Regions from separate parts of the Homo sapiens genome. Here region 1 is linked to region 2. A link is a contact called in ENCODE Hi-C data. All regions are on one chromosome and are shown on one strand. The core of a region is the stretch at or near the end of the contact, and the rest is flanking DNA. Distances in the headings are between cores, read along the strand shown. Region 1 holds the start of ALX4 (ALX homeobox 4). Region 2 holds the start of MIR670HG (MIR670 host gene).

Evidence for each region. A loop is a pair of places that touch in the nucleus more often than their neighbours do. Pooled maps may share reads with other maps.
Region 1: a pooled map shows a loop between it and region 2 (7-fold over the local background). The contact joins the promoter of ALX4 here to the promoter of MIR670HG in region 2. A Hi-C loop is called at or near these places in 1 of 168 maps with a recorded cell type or tissue (naive thymus-derived CD4-positive, alpha-beta T cell), 8 of 37 single-sample maps with no recorded cell type and 11 of 50 pooled maps.

Annotation. Positions count from the first base shown.
Region 1 is chr11:44,305,582-44,312,217 of GRCh38, forward strand. It overlaps ALX4 (ALX homeobox 4), which reads right to left and starts at 4,558. Exons shown (of 4, transcript NM_021926.4): 1 at 4,016-4,558. The coding sequence starts at 4,481. RefSeq lists an enhancer at 4,536-5,464.
Region 2 is chr11:43,565,164-43,571,580 of GRCh38, forward strand. MIR670HG (MIR670 host gene) reads left to right here and starts at 4,143. Exons shown (of 2, transcript NR_131246.1): 1 at 4,143-4,410; 2 at 4,604-5,237. It overlaps LOC124902807 (potassium/sodium hyperpolarization-activated cyclic nucleotide-gated channel 4-like), which reads right to left. Exons shown (of 3, transcript XM_047428006.1): 3 at 407-682. The coding sequence ends at 527. It also overlaps a transcript of HSD17B12 not described here.

The sequences.
Region 1 (6,636 bases), core at 3,308-5,807, 740 kb after region 2:
AACTAAATTCAAATACGACCCCGGCAGAATTTACACATTTCGTGGTGCATGGATTGTGTCGGTGCAGGGGAAATAAATACCCTCTGGTATTTAACCACTGAGTCTAATTCGAAAAATCGGGACTGGGCCCCTAGGCGGCACCCCAGGGGCTCCAACCTGGCCCGCGCCTCCCCAGACCTTGGCGCTGAGAGCGCTGCTTTTGCGGGTGGGTGGACGGAGAGGTAACAATCTGCTTTCAACAAAAACCTGTCGCCACCGAATCGAAAGCGAAAGGGAAGGGAGAAGAGGGGCAGCTTCCCGCAGCGGCCCCGCGTCTCGGGACAGGTAGACTAGGACCAGTACGCGCCGGCTGCAGCTCCGGCGGTCGGATCCGGAGTTTGGGGGCGAGGCGCCGGAGTCCCTGCCCTGAGTACAGGGAGGCTCTCTGCGTCGCTGAGAAACGTCGGATCTCCAACCCGACATGTCTCCTGTGGCCCAGGCGGCCCGCCCTGGACTCGGGCAAGGAATTCAGGAGGCCAAAGAGCGGACCCAGAGTCTGGAGGGGAGAATGGTGAAGTCTTGGGTTGCAACAGAAGAGGGCTCGGTGGGGGCTCTTTCGTAAAAACGCGGTCTCCGCACCCAAAGGACACTGCGGAGCCGCCTTAATCGTCGTTCTTTTAGCACATTTGGGGAAAGGAAGGCCCAAGTTGGGGTAGGGACGCTTGCAGCCCGGGAGGGTTTCTCTCACCAACTCTTTCCGCAACCCGGTCCAGACCCGGCCAGCAGAGACTGGAGGCGGCTTCCCCGCCCCGCACTCCCTCGGCTTGGCCCAGGCTCAGCTGCCCGGGGCACCTTCCTTGCCGAGAGGCAATTGGACTCTGCCGGGAGTGGGCCCAGAAGTTGAGGCCCAGGAAGAGGCCTCCGAGCTTCCCCCTTTTGTTAGGTGTAGTTACACACGTGAAAGAACAGCTTTCGCCCCGACCTCCAGGGCTAGGAATGGTTGCCAGGTCTCAGCTGCCTGCCTGAAGACGGAGATCAGCCAGCGCCAGTACTGGCACCAAGGCCGCCCCTGCCTCCGACTTTCCCAATGCTCCTGGGAGCGTCTAAGGATTTTTCCTTGAACTCCATTTCTCCGCTTTTGAGTATATACACTCTCACAACTGTGGGAGAGAATCGTTGTCAATGCATGCCTCAGTTTTCCTGCTTGCTGGCAGGGTAGGGATCCCACTCCAGAGTCCCTCCTCCTGGCTACTTCTGTTAAGGGCAGAGCCTCATCTTTTGTATCCTCAGTTTCTCCATCTTAGACCTAACGCGCCTAATCCCTTTCCTAGAAGGACCAGACATCTCCTGGCTGGGGAGACTCAGCTGCTGAGAGAGGGAAAGAACAAACACTGACTTGCTGTTTATTGTTTGTGGCTTTGCCCCGAGCAGTGCCTCCATCTTAGGCAGCATGGAGTGGCGTCCTGCCGGTAGTTACAGGCTGCCTTTGGTCCCAGCCTGCAGTTTATGACCCAGAGCAGTGGCAGGGACTTGCCCTGTCCTCAGAATTGGGTGCTCTCGAGTTCCCAGCGGCTCGGAGATAGATAGGGATGGAAATGTGGGTGGGGGTTGGGAGGGGCAGGGGTAGCGGGGGCTCTTGCTCTTGCCTCTTGCTGTCTCTGCAGAGGCACATTTATGACCCAGTAAGGCCTTTCTGTTATCACCCCAGGATGCAGATGAGGAAACCGGGGTTTGGGAAGGTGTTTGCTGTCAGGTCACACTGCCACGGGTTAGGGGCAGTAGCGGGTCAAGTGGCTGGCCCTTTCCGTCAGCTCCAAAGGCTAGTGCAAGTAGAGGAAGGGCCAGGCTGGCTGTGGGGGCCCAGCAGGACACAGAGAGAGGGCTCAGGGGAGGCCAGGCCTCTCCGCCTTCCCTCTGGACCTGAAGGCATTTAACCAAGAGGTGGGGAGCTCCTTAGGCTCTCTTCTTGCCTAATGTATCAGCCTCTTCAGAGGTCTCACTGGTAATTTTCATTAAAATATGAAAATTCAATGCAGTGGAGAGAGAGCATGAGCTCTCTGGCTATGCAGGATGAACCTCCATGGGTCCCCTAGTCTGCGACCTGCCCTCACCTAATAGTCCTGAATGACAGGGACGAGCTGGGGCCTGCATCCCTGGGCTGGGAAGGACAGCCAGTACGGACAGGGCTGAGAGTCTCTGCTGGCTTAGCACGGAAAGAGTGCCTGTATGAGAGCTGTGTGTGTCCATGTGCGGAGCTGTGTGTGTCTGTGTGTGGAGCTGTGTGTGTCCATGTGTGGAGCTGTGTGTGTCCGTGTGTGGAGCTGTGGGTGTCCGTGTGTGGAGCTGTGGGTGTCTGTGTGTGGAGCAGTGGGTGTCTGTGTGTGGAACTGTGTGTGCCTGCATGTGGAGCTGTGGGTGTCTGTGTGTGGAGCCTTGGGGGTCTGTGATCTGAATGCCTGATCTCATTCCAACTGGAGGTGAAGAGGAAGGTGGAGGAAGTGGGGAAGGGCCACTGAATCTTTCTAAATCTTCTCTCAGTTCTGTCCTATGGGTTTGGGAGTATGTGGCTCATTCGAGGCCACATGGGCATGTGTTCTTGGGGTATGACCACATCGGCTCCTAAAGAAGATGCTCTCTGCGTGTGTGTGTGTAGAGTGCAATTGTAGACAAGCATATGACTGTGAATGTTTGTCAGCAGCCATCTATGAACTAGTTCTGCGCCTGTGAAAGAAGGAACCTGAATACGAGAAAATATCTGCCATCGGCTGTTTTCCCAAAGTTATTCTAGCCACCAAGGCCTCCGCCGTGTCCCAGCCTCTGTCCCCAGGCCTAGTGCCTCTCCATCAGCCTGGATCAGGGCAAATTCCCTGCCCCCAACTCTTCCCACCAGGGCCGGACCTGAAGGCCAAGGCCTCCGGGTATGTGCTCAGGACTCCTGGCCCAGAGAAGGTTTTTCCCTTTCTGCGTCTTTGCTTCCCCTTCCGCTTTGGGGTTCAGGAACCCCGATTCTCTGGAAGAAGAGAAGGCCTAGGCTACTGAGCTGCTCTGGCTAGAGACGTCCTTGAGTGTCTCTCTCTCCCGGGCAATGGTGGCTGTGCTCTGGGGGGCCCAGGCCTGCCTCCTGTGGCTGCGTTCAAGGCAGCTTGGAGGTCATTTAGGCCAGCTCCCCCGGGTTCCCCGTGGGCTCAAATCAGGACCCAGACCCTTCTCTCTTGCCACAGCTCTGGGCCACCTGGGACTCGGGACTTCCTGTCTCCCTTCCTACTCTGTCCTAAACCATTGTTCAGAGGCCTGCCGCCTCCAAGAATCGCCGAGGGAGAAGCTCCAGGGGAACTGGCCTGCCCGCATCCCCACTGCCAGTAGCGCTCAGGGTCCCAGGACTCGGGTCTTGCCAGACCACAGTGTCCCCTGGGACCCTAGGGTCTCTGGCTCCGCACTGTGTTGCGCCAGTGCGCCTGGATTTCCCGTGAGCTTTCGGCCAACCACGCTCCGGGCTTCCCGCCTGGCTCCGCACCTGCGGCGCTCTCACCTGCGGCGGCGCCGCCCGAGGAGCCTCCCAGCCGGCGAGGAGCGAGGCTTCTGCAGTCCTGCTGTCCCGCAGCCCCGCAGCCCCGCAGCCTCGCAGCCCCGCAGCCCCGCAGCCCCGCAGCCCCGCAGCCCCGCAGCCCAGCGCCAGAGCGCTGCGCGGAGACTCCTTGCCGCCGCACGCCCTGGGCCGGTAAGAAGCATCCGCTTCAAATCCCGCCCAGCGGGCAGCGCAAAGCGAGCGGTTTGGGGAAATGCCGAAGGGACCGGGAAAAACAAACTCCAAGTCGAGTTTAACAGCCGAAACGCTCCGTGCCTAGGCCGGCGGACAAGAAGGAGACAGAACAGATCCCTTGGCTCCCTCGCAGCGATCGATCCCGTTTACCGACCAGAGTCACCACCCCGCCCCCAGCCCGCCAACTCATACCTCCCGCAAGCCACCAGTTTCAAGGGATGCGGAAGCCAAGCACCCCGTGGTCCCCAGCACCAGGTGACCCGCACGTGCACTCACCGTAGCAGGGAACCTGCAAGGCCGCGCTGTGGCCGCTGCTGCCTTCCTGGAGTTTGAGGCTGCCGTCCGGGGGCGTCTTGCAGGCGCCTCGCTGCAAGTAAAGATGCGGTTGCGCGGGCGGCTGGGGCTGCGGCTGCTGCTGCTGCGGCTGCGGCTGCGGCGGCGGCTGGGGCTGCGGGGTCGACGGCTGGGGCTGGAACTTGTTAAAGGAGCCCCGCGCCCCAGCTCCACTCTCCAGGGGTGTCGCCAGGTCCTGCTGCCCAGCGCCGTAACGGGCCCGGCTCTTGGCGTCCCCGAATCCCTGTGCTTTGGCGGCGGCCGACAGGAAAGTTGTGCCGAACTTGTCGCCTCCGGGAAATGCCCTAAAAGGCGACGAGCCCTCCCGACTCTGCGACACCGGGCTGTAGTAGGCGTCCATGGCAGCGGCCGGCGACTCGCAGTAAGAGACGCAAGTCTCAGCATTCATGCCTGGCTTGCGCAGGCGGCGGGCGGGGACGCGAGCGAGGGCGCGAGGACGCCACCGCGCGCCTTGGCTGGGAGTTTGGGGAGGCGAGGAGGCTGTGGCTGTGCACTCCTTGCCCGGCCTGCTCGCTCTCCCTCCTCCCCTCCACGCCGGCCTCTCTCTCTCTCCCCCTCTTCTTTCTCTGTCTCTCTCCTCTCTCTCCCTCCTCTCTCTCTCTTCCCCTCCCTCCCCCCCCCTTCCTCTCTCTCTCCCTCTCTCTCTTTCCTCCCTCCCCACAGCTAGCCGAGGGAAAGAACGGAGGGCAGTAAAAAGATTCAGATGTTTCGGAAAGTTGACCAGATCTCCCAAACCCTCTTAAGGTTTTGCAGCGGAAAAAAAAAATAAGTAAATTTTTTTCCCTGCCTTGCTTCTTCCTTTCCCCCTCTCTCGTCCCCTCCTCCTCTCTCCTTCCACTGGCCCCTGCCCCCTCCTCTCCACTCTTAAGGAGATGCTACTAACTCGCTAGCGGGGATTCAACCCGGAGGCGCCCGAGGGCTTTTCCGATTCTAGGCGGGGCTGGGGAGATGCCAGGATCCCCAGGGCTCCCGAGGCTAGGCTGAGAATTGGCGGGGTGTCGGAGCTTTGCCTTAGGGCAAAGGGAAATGCAAATTTTAATGACAGGTTAAAAAAAAGCCCCCCAAAATAAACCTAACAGGTTTTGACATTCGAAGCCAGGGGGACCACGGGCCTGCGGATGCAAGCGAGTCCTACGGACTCCTGCGCGCGAGCTCGCGGGCGCCGCTGCGGGCCTTCCCGCTGGCACCTTTTCCTAGGTTTCCAACCTTCCTCCCCATTCCCGTTCCTACGGGAGATTAACACACACACAAGCCTTCGTCGTCCAGTGCATGGTCACTTGCACGTCTTGTTAACTATTTCCCTCTGCTGTAAGGGCGCTGGGCTGGGATGTAGCGGAATCTGTGCTCCCTCAAGCCCTGGAGAAGCCCTGGGCTGGGCCCGGCTTCAGAAGCTTTAGAGCGCTGCCCTCTGCGCTCCCGTCTAGAGGCCGCACCGTTCACGCCCCACGTCTGCGCCCAGGCGAGGGGATTTCCTGCCAGGCGAAGTACAGAGAGCGGACTCTGGAGACCCCCTGACCTTGCCCGATAGTCGCGCTGTCACCTGTTCACTCCTTGGGGTCAGGGGTCGGGGAGAGGGGTGAGACCGTCTCTTCCCTTTCTGGCCTCACTGCCCCCGACTGTAAAACGAACTGCTTGGTTTTGATAGGTTGTGGTTTCACCACCACTGCGAGCCTCAAGGCCCCTGGCACCGCCACAGCAAGGGAAAAAACTTTGCGCGTGCAGCCCCTCGATTTCGCTTCATGACAACCGTGCTAGAGATTGGCGCCCCCAATTTTCTGATGAGCTAACGGAGGCTCAGAGAGGGGCGGCCACCTGGTCCAGGTCACACAGCTGGGAAATAGCCGTCGCGCCCTGGAACCTCTGCTCAGGCTAGTCCCTCCACCGACCTGGAAGGCCGTGCGGACAGCGTAGATGCAGAGGGGAAACTGGCCCCCGGCTGTGGAATGGTTCAAGTTGAAGGAGACCAGCGAGAGCAGCCTTCCTTAAACCGCTGAGAAAATCGTTAAGCGAGAACGTACCTCTAGGGAGTCTGGGAGTAGGGTGAGAGGTAAAAGTGCAAGGTAAAATTAAAGAGGGCCTGAGCACCGTGAACCAAGGAATGTGGGTCAGATGTCAACTTTCTGCATCTAAGGTCTCCCAAAGAAAAAATATACCTGGGGGGTCGCGCTTCTGCTCCCAATCTCATCTGGGCTAATTCTTACCCCCACCCTACCCCCTTAGTATCTCTGGTCCTTGCTCCGCCGCCGACCGCGCGATCCCACATCTGGTTTCCATCGCCGGCTTACCTTGAAGTGCTCGTTAATAAAGATATTCCGCAAACCAAGCCAGGAGCGCGCAGGCTCCAGCCGCCCCCCACTCCATGCCCAATGGGAACCGCGCCTCACTGGCCCGCAGACCTAAGCCACTTGAGAGTCCTTTATTTATTGAGCTCCTGTTGTGCCAACAATCTGGCAATACAAGGCTTATCATACCCATTTTGCATATGGGTAGACTGAGACTCAACCAAAATAATTTTCCAGTTAGCAAAAAGCGGAGTGCTCCTG
Region 2 (6,417 bases), core at 2,893-5,392:
TGCTGGGATTACAGGCGTGAGCCACCATGCCCAGCGAGTCTTTCTTCTTATAGTCAGTGGTCCTCAGGCCCTTCGAGGAAGTGGCGCCTTCACGTTTTCTCCTCCATGTAATCAGAAGTCCACCTTCTCACTGGACAGCTTCCCTCCACTGACCTCAGGAAGTGGAGGATGAATAGGAGCAGCCAAGCTAATTAGAGGATTGAAGGCAGGGTCTTTGTCATCTATAATTAAGGAGAGGTGCATCCTGTGATGTGAGCTATACAGCCTCTGCCTCCCCTAGCTGGTCCAAACCCCAGTGAGTCAACACTGACCCTTAACCAGAGGTAGGTGAACAGAGCCTAGCATAGTTACAATAAGGGTAGATGGAGTTATGGCTTATAGCTACTGAGAAAAATCCATTACTTACCCTCAGATTATTCTTAATGGCAGCTCCTGAAAACTGTCTTTTCCTTTAAGGTACAGGACCTAAAGAATTCTACTCTTAAATTAGCTGTCCCAGCTGTCAGTCTTATAGCTCATTCCCAAATCATGAGGTCCAATGCATTTTCCAAATATGTAATGACTCCCTTTTGTTCTGCGTGGCTTCGCAAGGTATCTGAGAGATCATCTTAGAAAATGAAAAAGAGGTAAAATGCTTCATCCTAGAAGTAATTTTTTCCTCCTCAGACAGTTTGCACTTGCCCTGTGGAAATGAGACAATGAATGAGAAGGAACACCAGATGCTTCTTCCATCGGTCCTGATTGGGACTTAACAAGGTGTGCCCCACTGCTCAGTTTCCCCTGACCCTTTGAAACTTCTCTCAATGTTGGATGGAACTCCACTTCTGTCTGTTCTGGAGAACCCAGCCAGGGCCCAAAGAGGGGATGCTCTGTATTTCCGAATACCAGTTTCTACACTTAACAGCTATGTTTGACTTTGGACAAATTATTTAACCTCTCTAAGCCTCAGTTTTTCAACTTGAATGTAGAAATTGTAATAGGGACTGTTTCATTGAGTTGTCATTAGCATTGAGTGGGATGATGTATACATACCTCTTTGCACAGTACCTGAGGTTAATAAATATGGGGCTCATTAAATATTAGCTATTGTTACTCTTGATATCTTGCCAGCAGAAAAGGGGTGAGGAGCTCTCATCAAATATTTTTAACCTTCCTGAATGGCAAGTCTTTGTCTTATTCTGGGTTCCTTCTGAACTGTGTATCATCCTGTAAGTAGGTGAACACAGAGCCTCTTGGGTACCTAACAAGAAGCCAGGCCACTGCTAATCAAAATCAGGCAGTGAGCAATTGTTAATTGTAAGAAAGACCAGGAAGATTTCCCGTCATCTCTTGGGGCTCCTACTATTGCACTGATTAACTGTGACCCAGAACTTTTTTTTTTTTTTAGATGGATTCTTGCTCTGTCACCCAGGCTGGAGTGCAGTGGCGCAATCTTGGCTCACTGCAACCTCCTCCTCCCGGGTTCAAGCAATTCTCCTACCTCAGCCTCCCAAGTAGCTGTGACTACAGGCGCACACCGCCACGCCCGGCTAATTTTTGTATTTTTATTAGAGACGGGGTTTCACCATATTGGCCAGGCTGGTCTCGAACTCCTGACCTCATGATCCACCTGCCTTGGCCTCCCAAAGTGCTGGGATTGCAGGCGTGAGCCACCACGCCCAGCCCCCAGAACATTTAAAAATAATAATAATAAGATCTGTGCCCCGATAGGTTAGCCGACTAGTTAACCTGAGGAATTTCAGCAGGGAAAGGACTGCAGAAAAACTTGGTTCAGAGCTTCAGTAGACTCTGTCTTGCTCCCTTTATAACAGTCATATTAGGTCTTTTGTGTGAGAAGGATTCCGTGTCCATCACTTAGTTTATCAGAGAATGTGTTTTTAAAGGCTCCTGAGAGCAGGCAAGAACAATTTCCCTCATCCTGTTGCTGTTAAGTGGGATATACAACCATCCTGATGCAAATCTTTTTTGGGAGAGGAAGGTTATCCGGGCTCCATGACTCTTCTATAAAAAGTTTATAATAAGGTCCTTTAATGGCTGTCACTCTAGATATTTGTGGGAAGAGAATGACTGGAAAGCTAGAACACATTCAAAATCCAAGGGCCAGAAAAATTTTAAGCTCCAGCCTCAGCCTCCGATCTCCTGGGACCAGCCCCATAAGAACCATCCATTCTAGCCCAACTTGCAAATGGAGCCCAAGAGTTGAACCTCGGCATGGGACTCAAGATGTCTCTAAAGTTCAAAAACACCTGGATTACCTGAAAGCAGAACCGGGTCCAGGTCCTGTGCTGAGGTCTCCAGTTTTCTCTAAGTAAAATATTTCTAGTGGAGAAAAAGCCTGTGGCCTCTGGGCAGAGATTTGTTCTATAGAGAAATGAAGGAAATGTGCAAGAGAGAACAGTTTTACTCTGGAGCTCCCTCTACTGGCTCTTTGATAGAAATCCATCGCAGTTATTCCGCCCTGCCTTGTGGGTATCAAGTTAAAGCATCCGAGCATCCTGGCACCTTGAAGCAAGGAGAAAAGGTGTCCTGAGGTGCCAAGGAAGATGAAACTGCAGATACTGGTTTCTTCTGCCTCTTTTACAATTTCATCTAATGTTTTGGGGGTGCCAAGATAGTGCTAAGCATTTTGTGTGCATTATTTCATTTAATACTCACCATAAACCAGCATTTTACAAATGAGGCAGCTGAGACCTGAAGGGATTAAATAAGTTCCTGGCATCACCATAGACTAATAGACCCCCTTAGTGACCCTCATAATTCTTATGATTCTCCTGAGTGACAACTCAAGAGAAGCAAGAGTCAACGGACAATGTGAGGTTGGAAGTGGCACTTGATCTCATCACCTAATATAAAGAGGCTCTGAGATTGCGCCATAAACTTCCTAGGTCCTATAGAATCTCAGCCCTGTTTGTTTTTTTATTCTTTTAATTTTATTTATTTATTTATTTATTTAAGACGAACTCTCACTCTGTTGCCCGGGACGGAGTGTGCAGTGGTGTGATCTTGGCTCACTGCAACCTCCACCTCCTGGTTTCAAGCAATCTTCCCACCTCAGCCTCCCGAGTAGCTAGAATTACAGGCATGCACCATCACACCTCGTTAATTTTTTCTGTATTTTTAGTAGAGAAAGGGTTTCACCATGTTGGCCAGGCTGGTCTTGATCTTCTGACCTCAAGTGATCCACCCGCCTCAGCCTCCCAAAGTGCTAGGATTACAGGCGTGAGCCACTGCACCCAGCCTCCTGTTTGTTTGTTTTTTTTTTAATTCAGCCCTCGAGGCAATTAATTACATGGCAAGGCTTTGTCCAATCTGCACTCTCACTGTGATGCCCAAGTTGAAGAAAGCAGGGAACTACCACAGTGACTAAGAAGAGTTTCCATGACAGAAGTGAGGCCTTTTAAAATTTGTGGAACATGTTCACGCCTACTTTTAAAATAAAATTCCATGAGATAGGTAGGGCAGATAGTGCCCACACATTTTATAGGTTGGGAACTTAAGATACTGAGTGCCTGTTTCCAGGTTTTGTTTAGGGGCAAATGGCAGAATCAAGACCAGAACTGTCACTCTCAGCTTAAGTTCTGACTTTTTGGTTGGTGTTGGTTGGAACTCAGAGTCTAGCATGGGTTTTTTAATTACATAAAATAAAGACTGTGAAGCTACCTTCTTGTTTTACATCCAGATCCTTTCCTGAGTCTCTCTGTTTTGGGCTAGTTCATAATTGAGCTTCCTTGATATTGAGTCATTTGGGAATTGGGAATGACATAAGCCACTCATCTTATTACTGTTGGTCTCTCACCAGTCCACATTTTAGAGATATCTAGGTCCCTGAGAGAATCCCAAATATTATTTCAGTTCTCCTGTAGCTCATGAAGCCATAAATATTTCACCTCACCCAGGAGAATCAAAGCATTTTCACATTGGTTCTTACTGGGGAGTTGAGATATGGGTAAGTAATAGGAGTCCCATTCCTGCTTTGGCTGGGGTTCGGGTCTCCAATTTCACTGCCAGTGTGTCTCTAAATCTACACAGTGGGACAGTGGCTACAGCAGACATCACTCAGCTCCCCACTCCTGACTTGAGACCTTCCACTAGTTGCCCCTTCCCCTAAAAACAGAGTGATGTCATAATGGTATCAGAATGGCACTTGCTGATAACAACACAGAAATAACAAGGGCAGACTTTCTGCAGTGTCTCCTGAGCAATTGGTTGTCATTGTCCTAAACAGAGCAGCTAGGTTAAAAAGATTTATCCATAATGTAACCTCCTGGCCCTCAGCTATGGGTGGAAGCAGCACTTTCTGGTTTGACCTCCTAATACCACAAACTCCACTTTGCCAGAAAAGTGACTTCTTGATGAATAGTCTGTTCAGATAGGCCAATTTGGAGTATATTCATATTTGGCCACCTGCTGGTAAGACTGATCATCCCCTTGCCCAGCTGTAGCTTTGAGCATCTGCCCCCATGTTGCCCCCATCCCCAGTAAAGCCAAAATGGTCCCATCGAAGGAGGGGAGGGGAGAGCCTGGAAATGAACACTCCCAGGGAATTGTGAGTGATGGAATGTGGATTGCTGACACCATGTCCCTTTCCTCTTGCTTGTTGTAGGAGCGTCAATGACCAAGAGGAGACCAGATGAGTTTTCAAAGCAGTCCTCAAACACCCAGGACACACCTCATCCTTTACCTCGTGCTTTCTGCAATGTTGCTGTTCATGTTCATCTTCCTATTAACATTTGCCATAATAACCCCTCATTGACCACCATCATTCCTCCATCCACCACCAACTCAGCTCCTTCTCTAAAGTGCCCTCTAATGGGCAGTGGCTTTGGTCTCTGTTTGGCAAATTATGTCCAGAGGGTTAACATTAATTTCTCTTTCTCCTATTCCTCCCTCATGCTAGATTCAGTCCATCACTCAGCCTCCTGTCAGGAAAACCATAGCAAATCCTACTTTCTGCTAAAATGAAGTTACAAGACACTTTTCCAGAGTAGTCACACTCAATGAAGGGACCCAGGGTGTATCTGAGTGTGATGTAATTGAAACCACATGGAAAGACTAGAAATACCTTGCTCCCAGTCAGATATAGTGAAACAGCTTACTCAAGACTGGACTAAGATTTAGAATATAGGGGGGCTAGGGAGGAGAAAGAGAAAGATCCTCAGAAGTGGATTGTCCCTGAATACAGGATGAAATCATCTAGATTTTTTTCTCCAATTAAATTTGCATTTCATTCAACCACATTGCAATGGCTTCATACTGGGCATTTTCATTTGAGACCCAAGGCTTTTCTTCATGGGTCCTGAGCCACAGGTTCCTGGATGGTGAGGTAAGTGGCATTTGCCCGCACTGTCTAGGGTGGTTTGTAGTGCTTTGATAAACCCTGTGCTGATGAGTCAGATCCACCCTGTTAGGCCCTAAAATTTGTCCTCTATTGGTCCCTCTTTACCCAAATGCTCTTCAGGGATCCTAGCCCAGACATAGATGTTAGTCCAGCCTCACAATGTTAATTTAGACCTCTATAAAACCAAAACAGATCCTGAGGATTGACCAAACCAGAATTTGTTGTCTCTTTCTCAAAGACAATCACTACTACAAAAAGTGTAGCTCTCTGAAAACCCACCATACCTAGAAAGTGTATTTTCTCCCCTCCCCTTTTCTTTCTACTTTTATAGGTAAGCTAGCACTGATGGAAGATACCAGGTTTTCAAATGTGAACTGAAGTCTCTCTTCTCATGACAAGATTCAGATCCAATTCATTATTTAACTAATAGCCTCTCCAATAAGTACAAAAAATCTTGCCTATCCAGCAGATATGTTAGTCCATTATTCCTCTATGTCCCCCAGCCTATACTTATTAGACTAGGAATTAAAGAAATACAATCCCCATTCTTTACTCTTGGCCTACCAGATATAGTGATCCAAGCTTAGTAGATCAGCAGCTAATTGCAAGGCTGCTTTAATAGTGAATGAATAAAAAGTTCTGCTAATTCAGACCTACCCAACACCCATGAATTTGTGATTGAGCTATCTCTCTGCCTGCTGAATTCAGGTAGATAAACAACTGTCCTTCAACCACAAGGTTAAGGCTAAACTTATGCAGGTATCTCTAAACATGCTGCAGATTGTTCTTTTCTCTCTGTGGCCATGCTTCCCAACCCCTGACACCTTTCTATTTAGCCTCTGCTAAGCTCAAGTGTGCTGGAATCCTGATCCCTGCCCCAGCCTCAGCCCCCTATCATGTGCTTGCTTTAGCTCCCCTGTCTTTGCTGAGATCCTCACCATGAAACCAACTCTAGGTATTCCTGAGTGACTCTCTAGGTTCTCATTCTCTCCAATGTGCCTTTTATCAGCAAGGCATGGGAAAACCTATCATCTGGTTCTCCAAGGTGTCCAGCAGTTAGAATGGCTGAGAGGAGGGCA